2 separate regions of the Homo sapiens genome follow, and region 1 is linked to region 2. Evidence: read pairs that join two places in POLR2A ChIA-PET (ENCODE). Cell type or tissue: Panc1. All regions are shown on one strand. Each heading gives the region's core, and the rest is flanking DNA. Links, peaks and the distances in the headings are about the cores only.

Region 1 (9,960 bases), core at 913-8,912, 160 kb after region 2:
CCTTGTGCAGAATTATTACCTACTCAATACATTATATATATGCCAGAGATGGCTAAAGCAGCTATATGTCAAGGTCTGCAAAAACATGAAGAAGCTGGCATGGAAATTAACACGTTGGTGGTCTGCAATGTGTTCAAAGTTGGTGTTTTTAATGACACTTAAAAATAGTTAAAATATGTAATGGCTGATTTCTGACCAGACTAAACTCTCAGCCTGTCTAATGTTAGGCAGCTTGATCTAATCAATCTCATCCTTTTCTTTTCCTCAGTCCAATCTTGCAATTGCTATGTCAGTTTCAGTTCACAATAATACCAGTGCAGACATGGCTCCTTAAGATTTTCTCCTTTTCCCTCACGCGGGTCCCAATTCTAAATTCCCAAGGGCTGACATGATTGACATTTGCCATAGCCTGAGGAGGGAGCATTTCCTTTTGTGGTCTTTCCTTGGTTTGTTTTATTGGGCAGTGAATGGCAAGTCTGTCTGTGTTTCTTTGCTTCACCCCAAACACCTTGGCAAAAATGAAAGCCTTCTAATTTAGCTGTGTCCTCCTTTACTTATGTCAGGAAGCCTGAGCCATAACCTTTGATTAAAAAAATTTTTTTTTGTTTTTTGTTTTTGAGACAGGGTCTTGCTCTGTCACCCAGGCTGAAATGCAGTGGCACGACTGCAGCTCATTGCAGCCTTGACCTCACTGGAGTGTAGTGGCATGACTGCAGCTCACTGCAGTCCCAAGTAGCTGGCACTTACAGGCAGGTGCCACCATGCCTGGCTAATTTTTAAATTTTTTGTAGAAACAGGGTCTTGCTGGCTGGGCACGGTGGCTCACACCTGTAATCCCAGCACTTTGGGAGGCCAAAGCGGGCGGGTCACGAGGTCAGGAGTTTGAGACCAGCCTGGCCAACATGGTGAAATCCTGTTTCCACTAAAAATACCAAAAAAAAAAAAAAAAAAAAAAAAAAAATTAGCTGGGCGTGGTGGCGTATGCCTGTAATCCCAGCTACTCTGGAGGCTGAGTCAGGATAATTGCTTAAACCCGAGAGGCAGAGGTTGCAGTGAGCCAAGATCATGCCACTGCACTCCAGCCTGGGTGACAGAGCAAGATTACGTCTTGAAAAAAACCCCAAAACAAAAAACAAACGAAAAAACCCAGGATCTTGCTATGTCGCCCAGGCTGGTCTCAAACTCTTGGGCTCAAGCAGTGCTCCTGCCTCAGCCTCCCAAAGTGTTAGGATTACAGGTGTGAGCCACTGCACCTGGCCTTTTAAAAATTTTTTAAATTTAAATTTTTGTGAATACATAGTAGGTACATATGTATGGGGTACATGAGATAGTTTGATAAAGGCATACAATGCATAATGATCACATTATTATGATTATGTAAATGAGGTATCTATCACTTCAATACATTTCTTGTTTGTGTTATAAACAATCCAATTATACGCTTTAGTTATTTTTAAATGTACAGTTAAATTATTGACTACAGTCACCCTGTTGTGCTATAATAAATACTAGATCTTATTCATTCTTTCTATTTTTTTGTACCTACTAACCATTCCCACTTCCTCCCCAGTCTCCCCCACTACCCTTCCTAGCCTCTGGTAACCATCATTTACCCTGTTCTACTCTGTATCTCCATGAGTTTAATTGTTTTAATTTTTAGCTTCCACAAATAAGTGAGAAGGCAAAGTTTGTCTTTCTGTATCTGGCTTATTTCACTTAACATAATGACCTCCAGTTCCATCCACACTGTTGCAAATGACAGTATCTTGTTCTTATTTTATGGCAGAATAGTACACCATTGTGTATAAGTACCATATTTTCTTTATCCATTCATCTGTTCACAGACACTTTGGTTGTTTCCAAATCTTGTGAATAGTGCTGCAGTAAACATGCAAATGCAGATCTCTCTTTGATATACTGATTTGCTTTTTTTTTGAGACAGCATCTTGCTCCACTGCCTAGGCTCCTGGAGTGCAGTGGTGTGATCATGGTTCACTCAGGCCTCAACCTTATGGGCTCATGCAATCCTCCTGCCTCAGCCTCCCAAGTAGATGGGATTATAGGTGCGCAGCACCATGCCCAGCTAATTTTTATATTTTTTGTAGAGATGAGGTTTTGGCATGTTGCTCAGACTGGTATTGAACTCCCGAGCTCAAGCGATTCTCCTGCCTTGGTCTCCTACAGTGGTGGGATTAGAGGCATGAGCCACTGCGCCCGACTGGAATTTCCTTTCCTTTGGATAGAAAACTAGCAGTGGGATTGCTGGATCATATGGTAGCTCTATTTTTAGTTTTTTGAGGAGCCTCCGAACTGTTCTCCCCAGTGATTATACTAATTTACCTTCCCACCACCTGTGTACAAGGGTTCTCTTTTCTCCACATCTTTGCCAGCATTTGCGATTGCCTGTCTTTTGGATAAAAGCCATTTTAACTGGAGTGAGATGATATCTCATCGTAGTTTTGATTTGCATTATCTGGTGATAATGATGTTGAGCACTTTTTCATGTATCTGTATGCCTTTTGTATGTCTTTTGAGAAATGTTGATTCTGATATTTTGCCAATTTTTAATCGGATTATTAGATTTTTTCTTATAGAGTTGTTAGAGCTCCTTATATATTCTGGATATTGATCCCTTGTCACGTGAGTAGTTGAAAATATTTTCTTCTATTCTGTGGGTTGTCTCTTCACTTTTTGTTGATTGTTTCCTTTGCTGTGCAGAAGCTTTCTAACTTGATGTGATCCCATATGCCCATTTCTGCTTTGGTTTCCTGTACTTATGAGGTATTATTCAAGAAATCTTTGCCCAGACTGATGTCCTGGAGAGTTTCCCAATGTTCTCTCTCTCTTTATTGTTATTATTATTATACATAATAGTATTTAAAATATTTTCTTTTAGTAGTTTCATAGTTTGAGATCTTAGATTTCAGTCTTTAATCCACTTTGATTTGATTTTTGTATATGGAGAAAGATAGGGGCCTAATTTCATTCTTTTGGGTATAAAAATCCAGTTTTCCCTGCACCATTTATTGAGGAGACTGCCACTTCCCCAGTGTTTGTTCTTGGCACTTTGTCAAAAATGAGTTCACTGTAGACGTACGGATTTGTTTTGGGGTTCGCTGTTCTGTCCTACTGGTCTATGTGTCTGTCTGTTTTTATGCCAGTACAATGCTGTTTTGGTTACTATAGCTCTATAGAAGTCAGGTAATGTGATTCTTCCAGTTTTATTCTTTTTGCTTAAAATTTTCTGTTTTTTTTTGTTTGTTTTTGTTGGTCTTTTTTTTTTTGTGGTTCCATATAAATTTTAGGATTGTTTTACCTTTTTTTCCCTCTTTTTGAGACTGGGACTCACTCTGTCACCCAGGCTGGAGTGCAGTGGCATGATCTCGGCTCACTGCAACCTCTGCCTCCTGGGCTCAGGTGATCCTCCCACCTCAGCCTTCCAAATAGCTGGGACTACAGGCCTGTGCCACCATACCCAGCTAATTTTTGTAATTTTTTTTTAGTAGAAAGGAGGTTTTACCATGTTTCCCACGTTGAAATTTGGGATTGTTTTTTTCTTTTTCTGTGAAGAACGTCATTGGTATTTTGATAGAGATTGCATTGAGTCTGTAGATTGCTTGGGTAGTGTGGACTTTTTAACAATATTGATTCTTCCAATCTATGAAGATGGAATATCTTTACATTTTTTGATGTCCTCTTCAATTTCTTGCATCAGTGTTTTATAGTTTTCATTATAGAGATCTTTCATTTCTTTGGTTAATTCCTAAGTATTTAATTTTATTTGTGGCTATTGTAAATGGGATTACTTTCTTGATTTCTTTTTCAGATTTCACTATTGGCATATAGAAATGCTACCGATTTTGGTATGTTGATTTTGTTTCCTGTAACTTTATTGAATTTATTTAATAGTTTTTTGGTTGAGTCTTTAGGTTTTTCCAAATATAAGGTCATATCATCTGCAAACAAGGGTAATTTGACTTCTTCCGTTCAATTTGGATGATCTTTATTTATTTCTCTTGTCTGATACCTCCAGTGCTATGTCGAATAACAGAGGTGAAAGTGGGCATCCTTGTCATGTTCCAGATCTTAGAGAAAAGGCTTTCAGTCTTTCCCCATTCAATATGATAATAGCTGTGGGTCTGTCATATATGGCTTTTATTATGTTGAGATATGTTCCTTCTATATCCAGTTATTTGAGGGTTTTATCATGACGGGATGTTGAATTTTATCAAATGCTTTTTCAACATCAGTTGAAAGTAATCACATGGTTTTTGTCTTTCAATCTGTTGATATGATATATCCCATTGATTGATTTCTATATGTTGAACTATCCTTGAATCTCTGGAGTAAATCACACTTGTTCATGATGAATGGTCTTTTGAATGTGTTGTTGAATTAGTATTTTGTTGACGATTTTCACATCAATATCAGGGATATTGACCTATAGTTTTCCTTTTAAATGTGTAATTGTCTGGTGTTGGTATCGGGGTAATACTGGCCTTGTGGCATGAGCTTGGAAGTATTCCTTCCTTCTTTATTTTTTGGAATAGTTTGAGTAGGATTGAAGTTAATTCTTCTTTTTTTTTTCTCCCCTCCCTGTCCCTCACCAATCCTCTGCCCTACTCCGATGTTAATTCTTCTTTAAATGTTTGGTAAAATTCAGTAGTGAAGCCATCGGGCCCAGGTCTTTTCTTTGCTGAGAGACCTTTTATTATGAATTGCTTCAATCTCATTACTCGTTATTGGTCTGTTCAGGTTTTGGGTTTCTTCATGGTTTAATCATGGTAGGTTGTAAGTATCTAGGAATTTATAAATTTCTTCTAGATTTTCCTATTTATTTATTTTTAATTATTTATCAATTTTTTTTATTTCCACAGGTTTTTGGGGAACAGGTGACATTTGGTTACATGAGTAAGTTCTTTAGTGGTGATTTGTGAGATTTTGGTGCACCCATCACCCGAACGTATACACTGAACCCAATTTGTAGTCTTTTATTCCTCACCCGCTTTCCACCCTTTCCTCCTGAGTCCCCAAAGTTCACTGTGTTATTCTTACACCTTTGCATCCTCATAACTTAGCTCTCACTTGTGAGTGAGAATGTATGATGTTTAGTTTTCCATTCCCGAGTTACTTCACTTAGATTAATAGTCTCCAATCTATCCAGGTTGCTATGAATGCTGTTAATTTGTTCCTTTTTATGGTTGAGTAGTATTCCATTGTGTATATATATATACACCACAGTTTCTTTATCCATGCTAAAAATGTGTGTGCCAATCAATGAAAAATTTGTAGCTGAAAAAGACTACAAAAACAAGAGCTCAGGCCCTCTTGCCTCCCCCTCCGCCCAAAACAATGAGAACTTACAATTTAAACTCACAAAGCTTATGAAACCTATTACTAATGAGACAGGAAACATAGAGAATCTTGAGAAAAACATAGCTCAAGGTAGAAAAGGCCTTACTTTCATACATAATATTAATCCTGGCAATAGAAGGGGAACAAAAGATTGCAGCACTAAAATTAAGAGAAAATCCAACATGAAATTAAACTTTATTAAATAAATAAATCAAGATAATGAGGAAAAGTTTATTGGTACCCCTTTCAGTAATACCAGATAGTTTATTTTTTTGAGAATAACTAGAAAACTAGACAGAGTGAAAAGAAAGTATGCTTGGCTGGGCCTGGTTGCTCACACTTGTTAATCTCAGCACTTTGGGAGGCTAAGGCAGGCAGATCACTTGAGGTCAAGAGTTCCAGACCAGCCTGGCCAACATGGCGAAACCCCATGTCTACTAAAAATACAAAAATTAGCTGGGTATGGTGGTGCATGCCTGTATTTCCAGCTACTCAGGAGACAGAGGCATGAGAATCGGCTGAACCCAAGACGTGGAGGTTGCAGTGAGCCCAGATCACGCCACTGCACTCCAGCCTGAGTAATGGAGTGAGACTCTGTCTAAAAAAAAAAAAAAAAAAAGGAAAAGAAAGTATGCTGGATAGCAATGGAGAGCTAATGAGGCAGTAAAGGAATTATGGGACCAAGATTCAGGAAAAGGAAATTCAAAGAGCTGAACCCAACATTGCAACATTGGGAAATATTTTTTCCCTGAAAGCATCAGTGGATTCCAGAAGGGACAGCTGAGAGGCTAAACAGAGAATGGACTCTCTTGTGAGGGTGGTGGGACACAAATTGCAGTCCAGATCCACTGAGGGGGATGCCCCCGGAAGCTTTGAGTTAGAGCCTAAAGAGCTACACAGGAAGACTAAGGTCCAACCAGAAGTGGAACAGTTCTCGTAGAGAATGAAGCCCAGGTTTTAATAATCTCAATTTCTGATAAATTAATGTGATTAGGTATTGCTATTGTCCATAGCCTTATGTCTATGGCAAATGTAAAATTTTCTTTGGGGGAAGATAAAATTATTTTAAGTCTTAAATAATTTTTGCAGTTTTGTACATATACAATGTTTTGCACTTAATCACAAATAACTGGTAGACGCACAGAAGGCAAGACAATGTGAGTGAGAAACAAGAGAAGCAATAGACAATATCACTGGGCTCACAGGGGATTCATATAATGGATGTACATATTTAATATACATATTTAAAACTATGGTAATTATGCTAAATAAGTAAAAGACAATTCAAGAACTTTGACAGAAAGCTGAAAAATATTTAAAAAGAACAAAATAGAAAATCTAGAAATAAAAAAATAACCGAAATTAAGAACTTAATCGATGGATTTAGTAACAAATTAATTATAGCTGAAGAGGAAATTAGTAAATTATAAGGTAAGTCAGAAACAATTACCCAGAATTATGTACAGAAGGAATAAAAGATGGAAAAATGTGTATGAACAAAAGATACATAAGGAATAAAAAGATACATAAGGAATACAGTGAGATGATGTAACATGAATATTCTCTTTCTCTTTTCCATTTCGCTATTACATACAGTTGTCCTGAAGCTAGGAACTTATCCACAGGGCAAAAATTGGAGAATGCTTCTCTAACACAGTTGAAAGAATGATCCAGTGAGAATTAGGTTAGTTAATATTTATGCTAACCCCTTTTTAATAAGTCGTCTGTAATTAGATAAGTGTTAAGTATTTAAAGAAAATTCATAAAAAATTAGAAGTGATATGCTTATCCTAATGTGAGTGAGAATCTTTTTTCCTTTAGGTGCACAGGTAAGGCTTCTGTGCAACGAAAGTAAAAGAAACAAAATGGCAAATATATGTAATAAATGATTAAGACCTAATATAAAAATATTTATGGAGAAAAATATTAAGGAAAGCATTAAGTTAATGGAAAAATGGACAATGGTTATGGTAGTAGAGAAAGATTCCATAAAACAACTTACAAATATTAATCTAAAATTTAAAAATTGGTAAAAAAACCAAACTAAGAATGATATAAACAAAAATGAGGAATTCAATATTGACAAGATGTTGGAGACACTGGCAATATTCCCTTTTTCTGGAGGCACTGTAAATCCCTTCACTCTTTTTCAAAAGTGACTTGGCAATAAATAATGAACCACAGAATTGTAGATTTTTTTCCCTCCAGTAATCATAATTCTAATAATTTTTCCTGTAGTTATAATTGCAAGGAACAAATAAGCTATGTTTAGAGAGATTATCTTAACATCTCTATTTATTATAGGAAGAGAACCTATATTAATAAGGGAGAAAATAAAGCAATTTGCATTTTTCTAATTTAACTATTTTGCAATCATGAGAAAAATTAGTTATAAAGAATGAGAGTATATGTGTATGTATATAGCAAAATAATGTTAAAAGTTTTATCAACAAATACTGTTTATGTAAAACAAGTTCTTTCTTTATCCCAGGGTGTCTGGGATTCTTTGGTGTGGTTTCTTAGGAAAAGGGCCCTGTAAATAAAAGTGGCAAGTTGTCTGACAGCCATATACATTGCATATAAAGATGGGACAGAGGTAGGATAACCACACTGGACAATCCTGTTTAAAAGGGGTAAGAAAGGAGGCAAGTAGCTGTTATTGGTCTATAGCAGTTTTGAAATCAAGCTGGGCACATGTCACCATTTCTACTTACTCTGGGAAGAGGGAATACTCACTCATTCTTGCTCCTTTAGAGTGGTTCCCTGTGGCTCTTGGGTCTTCCTTCAGAGTTGTGGGTCAAACTTCTGAGTCACACTTACTTTTTCATTAAGAAATGGCTTGTGCTTGCATCTGAGTAGCATTCTCAGCTTGATTTCTTTTTGAGATCTCTTTTTCATTTTGAACTGTCTTTGACCCATTTAGCCTAAGCTTTTGAAAAACTTTGTAGGCTTCCTGTATATCAAGTTGTGATCTGCTGCTTTAGACAAAAACCACAGCTCAGGCATCTCATCAGCAGAAAATTATCTCACTGCAGGAAAGAAACTTATTGGCACTTTTGGGACCAGATGCCTATTCCTTGGCCAATTATTGTAATTAAGGGATCAGGTACTTTGTCCATCTTGAGTCCTACAACCTCCTTTTTGTCCAAGGCATGGGCCCCTTGATTGAAAAGCACTACAGATACACATGGAGTGTAGGAGGAAGGTACAATTTGCAAAATGAAATGGATATGGGGAAATTAAATTAATAAATGTACATAATTTTAAGCATGGTTGGACTCAGGCCATGCCTTGTGGCATAAGAGCTGGATTTCTACTTACAGCTGCATAAATTGTTCACCCTAAAATAACACCCTGCCTCGTCAGTGAATGGGGGCTGATGTCCAGCCTGTGCCTTGCATATTAAAACATAGCATGCCTATAATCCTCCCAGAAGTGTCCCTTTAACTGATACCCACAAATGTCCCATAGTAGCCCTGAATGAAGAACCTCTGAGACCTCTCTTCTGTGTCAGTTTAGTGTATGGTGTAATATAAGAGTTTGATTTTATTCTTTTGCATATATATATGTATATCGTTTCCCAACACCATTCATTGAGGAAACTATCTTTTTTCATTGTTTATTATTGGCACCTTTGATGTGATTTCAATCTTCTTAAATTTGTTAAGACTTGTTTTGTGGCCTAATATGTAACCTATCCTGGAGAATGTTCAATGTGCCCTTGCAAAGAATGTTCTGTATATGTCTATTAGATTCAGTTGGTCTATAGTGTTGGTCATGTCTGCTATTTCTTTATTGATTTTTTTTTTTGGTATGGATAATATATCCAATGTTGAAAGTGAGGTATTGAAATTCCTCTGTTTACACTGTTATTGTATTGCTGCCTATTTCTCCCTTCAGTTCTGATAATGTTTGTTTAATATATTTGAGTGTTGTGGTGTTGGGTGCATATGTGTTTACAGTTATTATATTCACTTGATGAAATGATGCCTTTATTGTTACATAATACTCTTCTGTGTCTCTTGTAGCAGTATTTGTGTGTCTCTTGCAGCAGTATTTGACTTAAAGTCTATTTTGTCTGATAAAAATATAGCCACACCTACTCTTTTTGGGTTACCATTTGCATGTAATATCTCTTTCATCTCTCACTTTCAGTCTATGTTTGTGTCCCCTTGAAGTTAAAGTAAGTCTCTTGTAGGCAACATATAGTTGAATATTTTTCTTCAATCCATTCAGCCAATTAAAAGTACTTTTACATTTAAAGTACTTATTGGTAGGTAAGGACTTACTATTGTCATTTTGTTAATTGTTTTCTGACTTTTGTAGTCCCTTTCTTAATCTTTTACTGTCTTCCTTTGTGATTTGATAATTTTTTTTGTAGTGTTATGCATTTATTCTTTTTTCTTTATCTTTTCTGTATCTATTACAGGTTTTTTCTTTGTGATTACCATGAAGCTTACATAAAACACTTGTAGTTTTTTTTTTTTTACCATTTATTTTAGGTTCACAGGTACATATGCAGGTTTTTTTATATAGGTAAACTCATGTTACAGGGTACAGATTATTTTATCACTCAGGTTCTCAGCCTAGTACTCAATAGTTATT
Region 2 (9,960 bases), core at 1,107-9,106:
CCATCTAAGATAGTCTGCCTTTGATAGCTGTTTCAGCTGCCTGCTGAATCTTGCCTACAAAGATTACAAACAAATGACACATCATGAAGCCATCTTGCTGGCAGGTTGGATGAGAAAGTTTTCCATCTGAGAACTTGCTCTGGAGCTGTGCTGAAGGATAACAGGTTGTAACTTGGCTCTAAACTCTGGGACTGTTCAGCAGGTCCCAGTGGTGACCTCCAGTTATAATTAGGCAATGACCCATAAATGTGCAGACAGATTAGAAAATTAGAGGAGGCCAGCAGCGAGTCTCATGCCTATAATTGCAGCAGTTGGGGAGGCCAAGGCGGGTGGATCTCTTCAACTCAAGAGTTCAAGACAAGCCTTGGCAACATGGTGAGACCCCTGTTTCCGTTTCTACTAAAAATACAAAAATATGTGTGTGTGTGTGTGTGTGTGTGTGTGTATATATATATATATGTATATATATATAGCTAGGTGTGGTGGTGTGCACCTGTAGTACCAGCTACTCGGGAGGCTGATGTAGGAGGCGGGAGGATCACTTGGGCCCAGGAGGCAGAGGTTGCAGTGAGCCCAGATGGTGTCAGCCTGAGCGACAGAGTGAGACACCATCTCAAAAAAAAAAAAAAAAAAAAATTAGGGGAGAGAGACAGGGATTTTTTTTTCCCCTGCACCATGTGTCTCACTTAAAACATTGAGATGTGGCCTGGCACAGTGGCTCCCCCCTCTAATCCCAGCACTTTGGGAGGCTAAGGAGAGAGAATTGTTTGAGCCCAGGAGTTCAAGACCAACATAGGGAGTTCAAGGGAAACACAGGGAGACCCCATCTCTAAAAATATTTCAAAAATTAGCTGGGTGTGGTGGCTCACACCTGTAGTTGCAGCTACCCAGGAGGCTGAAGAGAAAAGATCACTTGAGCTCAGGAGGTCAAGGCTACAGTGAGCAGGGCATGGGGCCACTGCATAGCAGCCTAGGTGACAGAGCAATACTCTGTCACAAAAACAAACAAAAAACAAAGCAGCAACATAAAGAAAACAACCAAACATTCAGCTGTGAAATAATTGCCTTTAAGTAGAGTATGTACCAATTCACTCAGCTTGTTGGACTCTGATGTCAATGAGGCCAGGAGCTTACCCCCCCCGGGGGGCCAGGAGATTCAAATACAGGCAACATTTCTTCCATCATCAACATCCCTACTTCCAATTTGTCATCGCAAAAGTGCTGTTATTCCCAAGGGATTTTAAGGAGGTGATGTAGACAGGACATTTTCAACACTCCTGGGGAAAGTGTGTCTTTATATATTTGTAATGTCAGATCAGTAGTATCATCTTGATATTCAAGGGACTGCCCTATCCTAAAACATAAACTTGAGAAACTTATGTTAAGTGAATAGCATGGAAGTTAATGGTCAAATGCAGTATGTCTCTTACCAAAGGAGACTTGGACACAGAAGAGCCTCACATTTGTAAATGCTTTAAATCCTGATTTCCTTTTAGGTCACAAGTCTGTCTTCCCTTGCCAACTTCATACGTAATGCAATGGCATCAGCTTTTGGTGAAAGCTTGATTGATTCCTTCTTCTTCTTCTTTTTTTTTTTTTGAGACGGAGTTTTGCTCTTGTTGCCCAGGCTGGAGTGCAATGGCGCAATCTTGGCTCATCGCAACCTCTGCCTCCCAGGTTCAAGTGATTCTCCTGCCTCAGCCTCCTGAGTAGCTGGGATTACAGGCATGTGCCACCACACCCAGCTAATTTTTTTGTATTTTTAGTAGAGTCGGCGTTTCACCATGTTGGCCAGGCTGGTCTCAAACTCCTGACCTTGTAATCCGCCTGCCTCGGCCTCCCAAAGTGCTGGGATTATAGGTGTGAGCCACCACACCCGGCCGATTCCTTCTCTTTCAAAAGCAATCAAGAGAATGAAGCAATTAAACTTAATAACACACAGTAGAAAGAAAACAGCTTTGTTTGTGTTTCAGTCCTACCTTAGGAAGATCCTGTAGCTTTGCATTAATTTTAAAGAATTTTATGACAATAGTTATATTGGTTATTCGTATACTCCTAATTGAATCAACCTGTCCCAACAGTTCAAATTTTATGGAGTTAAAGTGTTCTTAAGTAATTAAATAGAAGGTTTCTTAGTAGGATATTTAAGGGCATTTCAAGTGAATAAGGCCAGCATTATAGATCTAAATTATGACTCGGGCTCATCTTACACATAGGCAAACATTAAGGACCTACTAGCCTACTTCTTCCTAAATTATACAGGGCAACAAATTGTTGTGATTCATTTTAATCAGTAGAGATTAATAAACTTCCTGAAATGGTTCTTTATAAGTTTTTAACTAACTCCCTCATTAAGATTTCCTTACTAATCGACCTGTAGATGTAATCAGTGCCTAGTCCTTTATGGCCTTACTAATATGCCAATGCTATGCTTGCTATATGAATATAGAGAAGACTTTTTGTATACTGATTGGAGCCAAACAGATAAAACCTAAGTTTTATTTCCAAATCTAATTTTGTGTGTGTGTGTGTGTGTGTGTGTGTGTGTGTGTTTTGAGACAGAGTCTCACTCTGTTGCCCAGGCTGGAGTGCAGTGGCGCAATCTTGGCTCACGGCAACCTCCGCCTCCCGAGTTCAATTGATTCTCCTGCCTCAGCCTCCCAAGTAGCTGGGATTACAGGCACCTACCACCACACCCAACTAACTTTTTTTTGGATTTTTAGTAGAGATGGGGTTTCACCATGTAGGCCAGGCTGGTCTCAAACACCTGCCCTCAGGTGATCCACTCACCTCGGCTGCCCAAAGTGCTGGGATTTCAGGCGTGAGCCACCGCGCCTGGCCTATTTTTTTTTTTTCTTTTTTGAGATGGAGTCTCGCTCTGTTGCCCAGAGTGCAGTGGCGCAATCTTGGCTCACTGCAACCTCTGCCTCCCGGGTTCAAGCATATCTTCTGCCTCAGCTTCCCGAGTAGCTGGGATTACAGGTGCGCACCACCCCACTGGCCAATTTTTAAATTTTTGGTAGAGACAGGGTTTCACCATGTTAGTCAGGCTGGTCTTGAACTCCTGACCTCGTGATCCGCTCTCCTTGGCCTCCCAAAGTGCTGGAATTACAGGCTTGAGCCACTGCGCCTGGCCTTCAACTATTTCTTTTAATTATTTTTGAATTTATTTTTTATTTGACTGACTTTTATTTATTTATTATTTATTTATTTATTTGAGACAGGGCCTCTGTCTCAAAATGGCATGATCTCAGCTCACCTCAACCTCTGCCTCCCAGTCTCAAACAATCCTCCTGTCTTAGCCTCCTGAGTAGCTGGGACTACAAGTGTGCATCCCCATGCCTCGTTACGTTTTGTGTTTTTTGTAGAGTCAGGGTTTCTCCATGTTGCCCAGGCATGTCTCAACTACTGGGATCAAGTGTCTGCCTGCCTCTGCCTCCTGAAGTGCCGAGATTACACTGAGATGACATGCCTGAGCCACTGCGTCCAACTGTGTTTTTGGTTTTGTTTTGTTTTGTTTTGTTTTGTTTTGTTTGAGACAGAGTCTTGCTTTGTCACCCAGGCTGGAGTGCAATGGCAATGGCACGATCTCAGCTCACTGCAAACTCCACCTCCCAGGTTCAAACGATTTTCCTGCCTCAGTCTCCCAAGTAGCTGGGACTACAGGAGACTGCCACCATGCCAGGCTAATTTTTTTTATTTTGGTTTGTTTGTTTTTTTGAGACAGAGTCTCGCTGTTACCCAGGCTGGAGTACAGTGGCACGATCTTGGCTCACTGCAACCTCCGCTTCCCGGGTTCAAGCGATTCTCCTGCCTCAGCCTTCCAAGTAGCTGGGACTACAGGAGGGTGCCACCAAGCCCAGTTAATTTTTGTATTTTTAGTAGAGATGAGGTTTCACTATATTAGCCAGGCTGGTCTCAAACTCCCGACCTCAGGTGATCTCCCGCCTCGGCCTCCCAAAGTGCTAGGATTACAGACATGAGCCACCATGCCCGGCCTGTTGTTGTGTTTTTGTTTGTTTGTTTGTTTTTCTATTTTCAAGATGAGGTCTTGCCATGTTGCCAAGACTCATCTCAAATTACTGGGGTCAAGTGATCCACCTGCCTCAGCCTCCTAAAGTGTTGGGATTACAAGTATGAACAACTGTGCCCAGCCAAGTTTTTAAATTTTATTTTTATTTCCCCCTTGAGGATGTCACTTTAATACTTACAGTTTACTGTCAGCTACCTTTGGCTCCGGGTGCTTTCAGTGATGCAGATTCTGTATGTGCTCCTTGGTTAAAGAGAATCTTTGTGCAATGGCTTCCTCAGATGCTGGTTGTAGTAGCAAGGTACAGGCTGTGTACATTGTTTCACTGTCTCTTGTGGGGCTGGAATAGCAGAGGTCTCACGAAGCTTACCTCATTCCCCAATGTGCACACTTAAAGAAGTTTTTCCCCCAGTATTTTATTCACTGGGTTGAACAGTTCAGGCTTCAAGCCAGTAGGAGTTACCCATGGGTAGAAACTGGCTGCAGCTAAAGCAGGTGGGTAAATGCAATACCCCAATGATTGGCAGAGGCCCCACTCTTGACAGAGGCAGCTGAGGAGGCTCTCAGCGAAACGCACTGTCTTTTCAGGGGGAAGAGAGGGAGCCACCTCAGCTCCCTTGCCAGGTCAGCAGGAAGCGGATCTACCTCCTAGTTACACTTCTGACCCAGCATTCCGACTGTTCTGGTGAGACAAGCACCTCTGTTCATCTGCAGGAATGCTGTTGTTCCACATAGAGAGGGACTGCGACTCTCCCTCTCATGCAAGCCTGAACCTGGATGGCACTCCTCCTGTGGGGTTGCAGTCACCCTATAGTGTTCCAGAAAGGTTGTCTACGAATGCACCTATGCCAAGTTCTCATGGGGGAAGGTCCAGCTATGTCTGCAGTGGTGGGAAAGGGAGAGGAGAAGTTCTCTTCTCCAAGACCCTTCATGAGTGCCAGGGATGCTTGACTATTGGGGTAGGGCCACAGACTTTCCTCACTGAGCCTACCACTGAACCTGTGGCTTTGCTGAAAGAAACTTCCCACAAGTGGAAATACTAGGAACTCAAGTCCTGCAGCCTGGTTTCTTTTGTCCCAGAGGGTGCTCCCTTAAGGTAGTACACTTCCCTTTCCCCTAGGAGTAGCAGTCCCTGAGGGCCAGACTACTGTGAATACTGCTCCTCTGGGTCTAGCTGCTCAGTGGGGCTGTCACACTCCAGATTGGTGCTGGGGAATGTCTGCAAGGGATCCAGAGATGTGACCTGTCCTCAAGTCTCCCAGCAGCAGGTACCAGCACCAGCTCTGATGGGGTCAGGAGGAGAGTGACACAGACTCTGAGATTTCCTTGGTTACAAATGGCTTAGTGTGTTGGCCTCCTCAAATGCCAGCTGTCGTAGTAATGTACTGGGCATGTGGACAGACTCAAGACCTCCTAGTTAGCCAAGGTGATGCAGGCAGTGGCAATAGCTGAGGTCACTCAAGTTTTCTCCTTCCTGAACACTGCGTTATTGTGTCTGCAAATGTACTGGGCTGCACTGGTTGGCCTCCAGCCAGGAATTGGTGCTTGCAAAAAGCGCCAGCTGTGGTGGTAGCAATGGAATTTGTGCTTGCCTTATGTCACCCAGGAGAAGTACTCTGGCCTCTCAGACCATGGGTAGGGCCATGGAGCTCCACTCCTAAATGTCCCAGTCCCTTGTGTTACACTATCTGTGCGGGTGGATTGGCAAAACCAGGTGGGGGCTGGGTCAGGCAAGTCCACCCTCCGGCTCCCCAGATGTAGGCACAAGCAGTGGCCTTAGTGGGGATCAGAGGGAAGTTTCCTGGCTGCTGGAGTAATGTTCCAGGGAAAAGCACAGCTGCCTCTGCTGCACGAAAGAATCTGCATGGGGAACCGAGGGTAGCAGGCGGCAGTAAGCCCCAAACAGCTCCCACCCGCAGTGTTCCACTAGCAACAGTTAGGTAGGTTCCAGGCAGCCTGCACTCAGAACTCAAAAATGCTCCAGGCCGGCGGGGCGCGGTGGCTCACGCCTGTAATCCCAGCACTTTGGGAGGCCAAGGCAGGCGGTTCACGGGTCAGGAGATCGAGACTATCCTGGCTAACACGGTGAAACCCCGTCTCTACTAAAAATACTAAAAATTAGCCAGGCGTGGTGGCTGGCGCTGTAGTCCCAGCTACTTGGAGGCTGAGGCAGGAGAATGGCGTGAACCCGGGAGGCGGAGGTTGAAATGAGCCAAGATCACGGTACTGCACTCCAGCCTGGGCGACAGAAGGAGACTCCGTTTCAAAAAAAAAGCTCCAGGCCATAAGCCTTCCTAGAGAGATAGCAACCCTGGCTTTCAGGCCACGCCCCTCCCAGCGTCCACCTGTAAAGCAAGGGCAACCAGCTCCTTCGCCGCACTTCCCGCTCGACCCTCGGTTCTGGACAACGGAGATCGTCCCCAGTCAAGGTGATTATATCGCAGATCTCACTTGGGAGCTTCTCTTAACCTGTGACCATCGCCTGAGTTAGCTGGCCGACTTCCCAGCGGTCCTTTGTGAGGTAGGATCAGGAATGGCTTCCCTCTGTCCCTGCGTGAGTCTGGGAGTGCGTGCAGAGCACTTCCCAGAGCCACTCTTTCTCACACATTCCCCATCACTCACTAAATCAGCAACAGCTGGGTAGGGTTAAGGCCTTCCCCTGTGGCCTGGGTTGCCCAGCTCTTTTAGGGCGTGTGTGGCATGGCGGCCATCGCGCTTCCTCTCAGGCTCTGAAAACTCAACAGTTTTCTACTTCACAGTGTAGGGTGCTACCCACTGCTTCTTTCAAAGGGTCTGTGGTTTTCTGTTAAGTTCCTGTGTTGCTTCTCGGAAAAATGTTCACAGTGTGAATCTCTACACACTATTCTGTCTTTCCAAGTGGGAGAGGCACGCTAACACCGGCTCCTATCCGCCATATTGGAAAAACAAGGTTTCAAAGATTTTCTGATTTACAACTGGTTAAGGAAGGGAAGCATTTATAAAGACTGGGTTCCGCAGAAAAGAACGTTGGGTCTGGCTCGTGGGTGTGGCTTTCTCCAGGCTCCTCAGGAAGAAATTTAGAACAAAGAATGCGGGAGAGTTGAGTTCTCAGTTCTCCCTTATCTGAGGTCTATGTGGCAGTGGATCCATTTGTTAGGGATCCATGTTTATGAAACGCAGGGCCATATGTTACGATATTATTTTTAGTTTCTATAGGGAACCAAACATCTCGTGATTCCAACTTCCTTGGCTACTCTTTTTTTTTTTTTTTTTTTTTTCAGACAAGGTCTCACTGTGTTGCCCAGGCTGGAGTGCAGTGGCGAGATCTGGACTCACTGCAACCTCTGCCTCCAGGGTTCAAGTGATTCTCCTGCCTCAAGCCTCCTGAGTAGCTGGGACTACAGGCATGCCCCACCACGCCCAGCTAATTTTTTGCCTTTTTAGTAGAGATGGGGTTTCACCATGTTGCCAAGGCTGTTCTGGAACTCAAGTGATCTGTCCGACTCGTCCTCCCAAAGTGCTGGGGTTACAGGCGTGAGCCACCTCGCCCAGTTGGCTATCGTTTTAGGCTACTATTACCTTCTTGCTTATCAAATTGCTTATTTACTTCTCAGCACTAGCTAGGTATCTGGAATTGTTATTTTTATTTTATTTACTTATTTTTTTTTTTGAGACGGAGTCTCGCTCTGTCGCCAGGCTGGAGTGCAGTGGCGCGATCTCGGCTCACTGCAACCTCTGACTCCGATTTCAAGCAATTCTCCTGCCTCAGCCTCCTGAGTAGCTGGGACTGACAGGCATGTACCACCATACCCAGCTAATTTTTGTATTTTTAGTACAGACAGGGTTTCACCATGTTGGTCAGGATGGTCTCCATCTCTTGACCTCGTGATCCGCCCACCTCACCCTCCCAAAGTCCTGGGATTACAGGCGTGATCCACTGCGCCCGGCTGGATTTGTTCTTAAAGAAATTCAAGATTTTCCTCTATTTTCATGCTTGTGGCAGGATGGTAGAGAGGTGGGAGGACTGGCAGGCCCCTAACAGGGGTTCCTGCTTCGTCTCACACCCCCATTATGAACATCCCTCACCAGAGGATACATTTATTAAAATCAATGAACCTATAAACCTACATTGATACTTTATCTTTTTTTTTGAGATGGAGTCTGTGTCCCCAGGCTGGAGTACAGTGGGCCATCTCAGCTCACTGCAACCTCCACCTCCCGAGTTCAAGTGATTCTCCTGTGTCAGCCTCCGGAGTAGCTGGGACTACAGATGTGCACCACCATGCCTGGCCAGTTTTTTTTTTTTTTTTCTTTTTTGAGACGGAGTCTCACTCCAGGCTGGAGTGCAGTGGTGCAATCTTGGCTCACTGCAACCTCTGCCTCCCGAGTCAAAGGACTCTCCTGCTTTAGCCTCCCAAGTAGCTGGGATTACAGGAGCCTGCCACCACGCCTGGCTAATTTTTGCATTTTTAGTAGAGATGGGGTTTCACCATATTGGCCAGGCTAGTCTCGAACTTCTGACCTCAAGTGATCCACTGCCTAGGGCTCCCAAAGTGCTGGGATTATAGGCATGAGCCACCACACCCAGCCTACATTGATACATCATTATCACCCAAAGTCCATAGTTTACATTAGGGCTCACTCTTGGCATCATACATTCTGTGGGTTTACAAAAATGTATAATGACATGCATCATGATTATATTATCATACAAAATAGTTTAACTGCACTAACAATCTTCAGATAAATAGACGCACACTTTGGGAGGCCCAGGTGGGTGGATTACCTGAGGTCAGGAGTTCGAGATCAGCCTGACCAATATGATGAAACCCCGTCTCTACTAAAAATACAGAAAATAGCCGAACGTGGTGGCATGCACCTGTAATCCCAGCTTACTCTGGAGGCTGAGACAGGAGAATTCGCTTGAACCCAGGAGGCGGAGGTTGCAGTGAGCTGAGATTGCGCCATTGCACTCCAGCCTGGGCAGCAAGAGCGAAACTCTGTCTCAAAAAAAAAAAAAAATTTTACTGAGGTCTATTTTATCAATTATTTCTCTCACGGATCTTGCCTTTGGTGTTCTATCTAAAAAGTGATCACCAAATTCAAGATCATCTGGATTTTCTCCTATGTTATCTTCTGTGAGCTTTATAGTTTTGCGTTTTACATTTAGGTCTGTGATCCATTTTGAACTAATTTTTGTGAAGGATGTAAGGTCTGTCTAGTTTCATATTTTGCATGTGGATGTCCAGTTGTTCAACAACATTTGTTGAAAAGACTATCTTTTCTCTATTGTATTACCTTTGCTCCTCTGTCAAAGAAATTTTTTACGTTTAAAAAAATGTAAAGATTGGGCATGGTGTCTCACACTTGTAATCTCGGCTACTCAGGAGGCTGAGACAGGAAGATTACTCAAGCCCAATAATTTGAGAACATTATGAACAACATAGCGAAACCCCATCTCTAACAACAAAAAAGAATTAGCCTGGCATGGTGCACACCTGTAGTCCCAGCTACTCCGGAGGCTAAGGTGGGAAGATTATTTGAGCCCAGAAGTTCAACGCAAGGTTGCAGTAAGCTATTGGTACCGCTGCACTTCAGCTCGGGTGACACAGAAAGACCCCATCTCTTTTTTCTTTTTTCTTTTTTTTTTCTTTTGAGATGGAGTCTGGGTCTGTAGCCCGGGCGCAATCTTGGCTCACTGCAACCTCCACCTCCCAGGTCCCAGCTCAAGCAATTCTCCTGCCTCAGCCTCCCAAGTAGCTGGGATTACAGGCGCACGCCACCATGCCCAGTTAATTTCTGTATTTTTAGTAGAGACGGGGTTTCACCATGTTGGCCAGGCAGGTCTTGAACTCCTGACCTCATGATCTGACTGCCTTGGCCTCCCAAAGTGCTGGTATTACAGGCGTGAGCCACTACGCCCAGCCTCCATCTCTTTTTTCTTTTTAGAG

The links. Peaks named below come from ENCODE experiments on the same cell type or tissue, not always from the same donor. Only the 100,000 strongest peaks of a DNase experiment are listed, where the experiment ranks them.
Region 1: POLR2A ChIA-PET joins it to region 2 with 16 read pairs; 3 of 35 experiments call an interaction of 5 or more read pairs at or near these places.

What each region holds. Positions count from the first base shown.
Region 1 is chr12:19,553,469-19,563,428 of GRCh38, forward strand. It overlaps LOC101928387 (a long non-coding RNA gene), which reads left to right. Exons shown (of 7, transcript XR_007063236.1): 2 at 4,878-4,911; 3 at 6,952-7,039. Among named protein-coding and RNA genes, the nearest start is that of AEBP2, 120 kb to the left of the region's middle. In Panc1, for the core only: no CTCF peak of the experiment used is centred there; no DNase peak of the experiment used is centred there.
Region 2 is chr12:19,397,666-19,407,625 of GRCh38, forward strand. It overlaps a transcript of AEBP2 not described here. Among named protein-coding and RNA genes, the nearest start is that of AEBP2, 37 kb to the right of the region's middle. In Panc1, for the core only: no CTCF peak of the experiment used is centred there; a DNase peak (open chromatin) is centred at 5,538.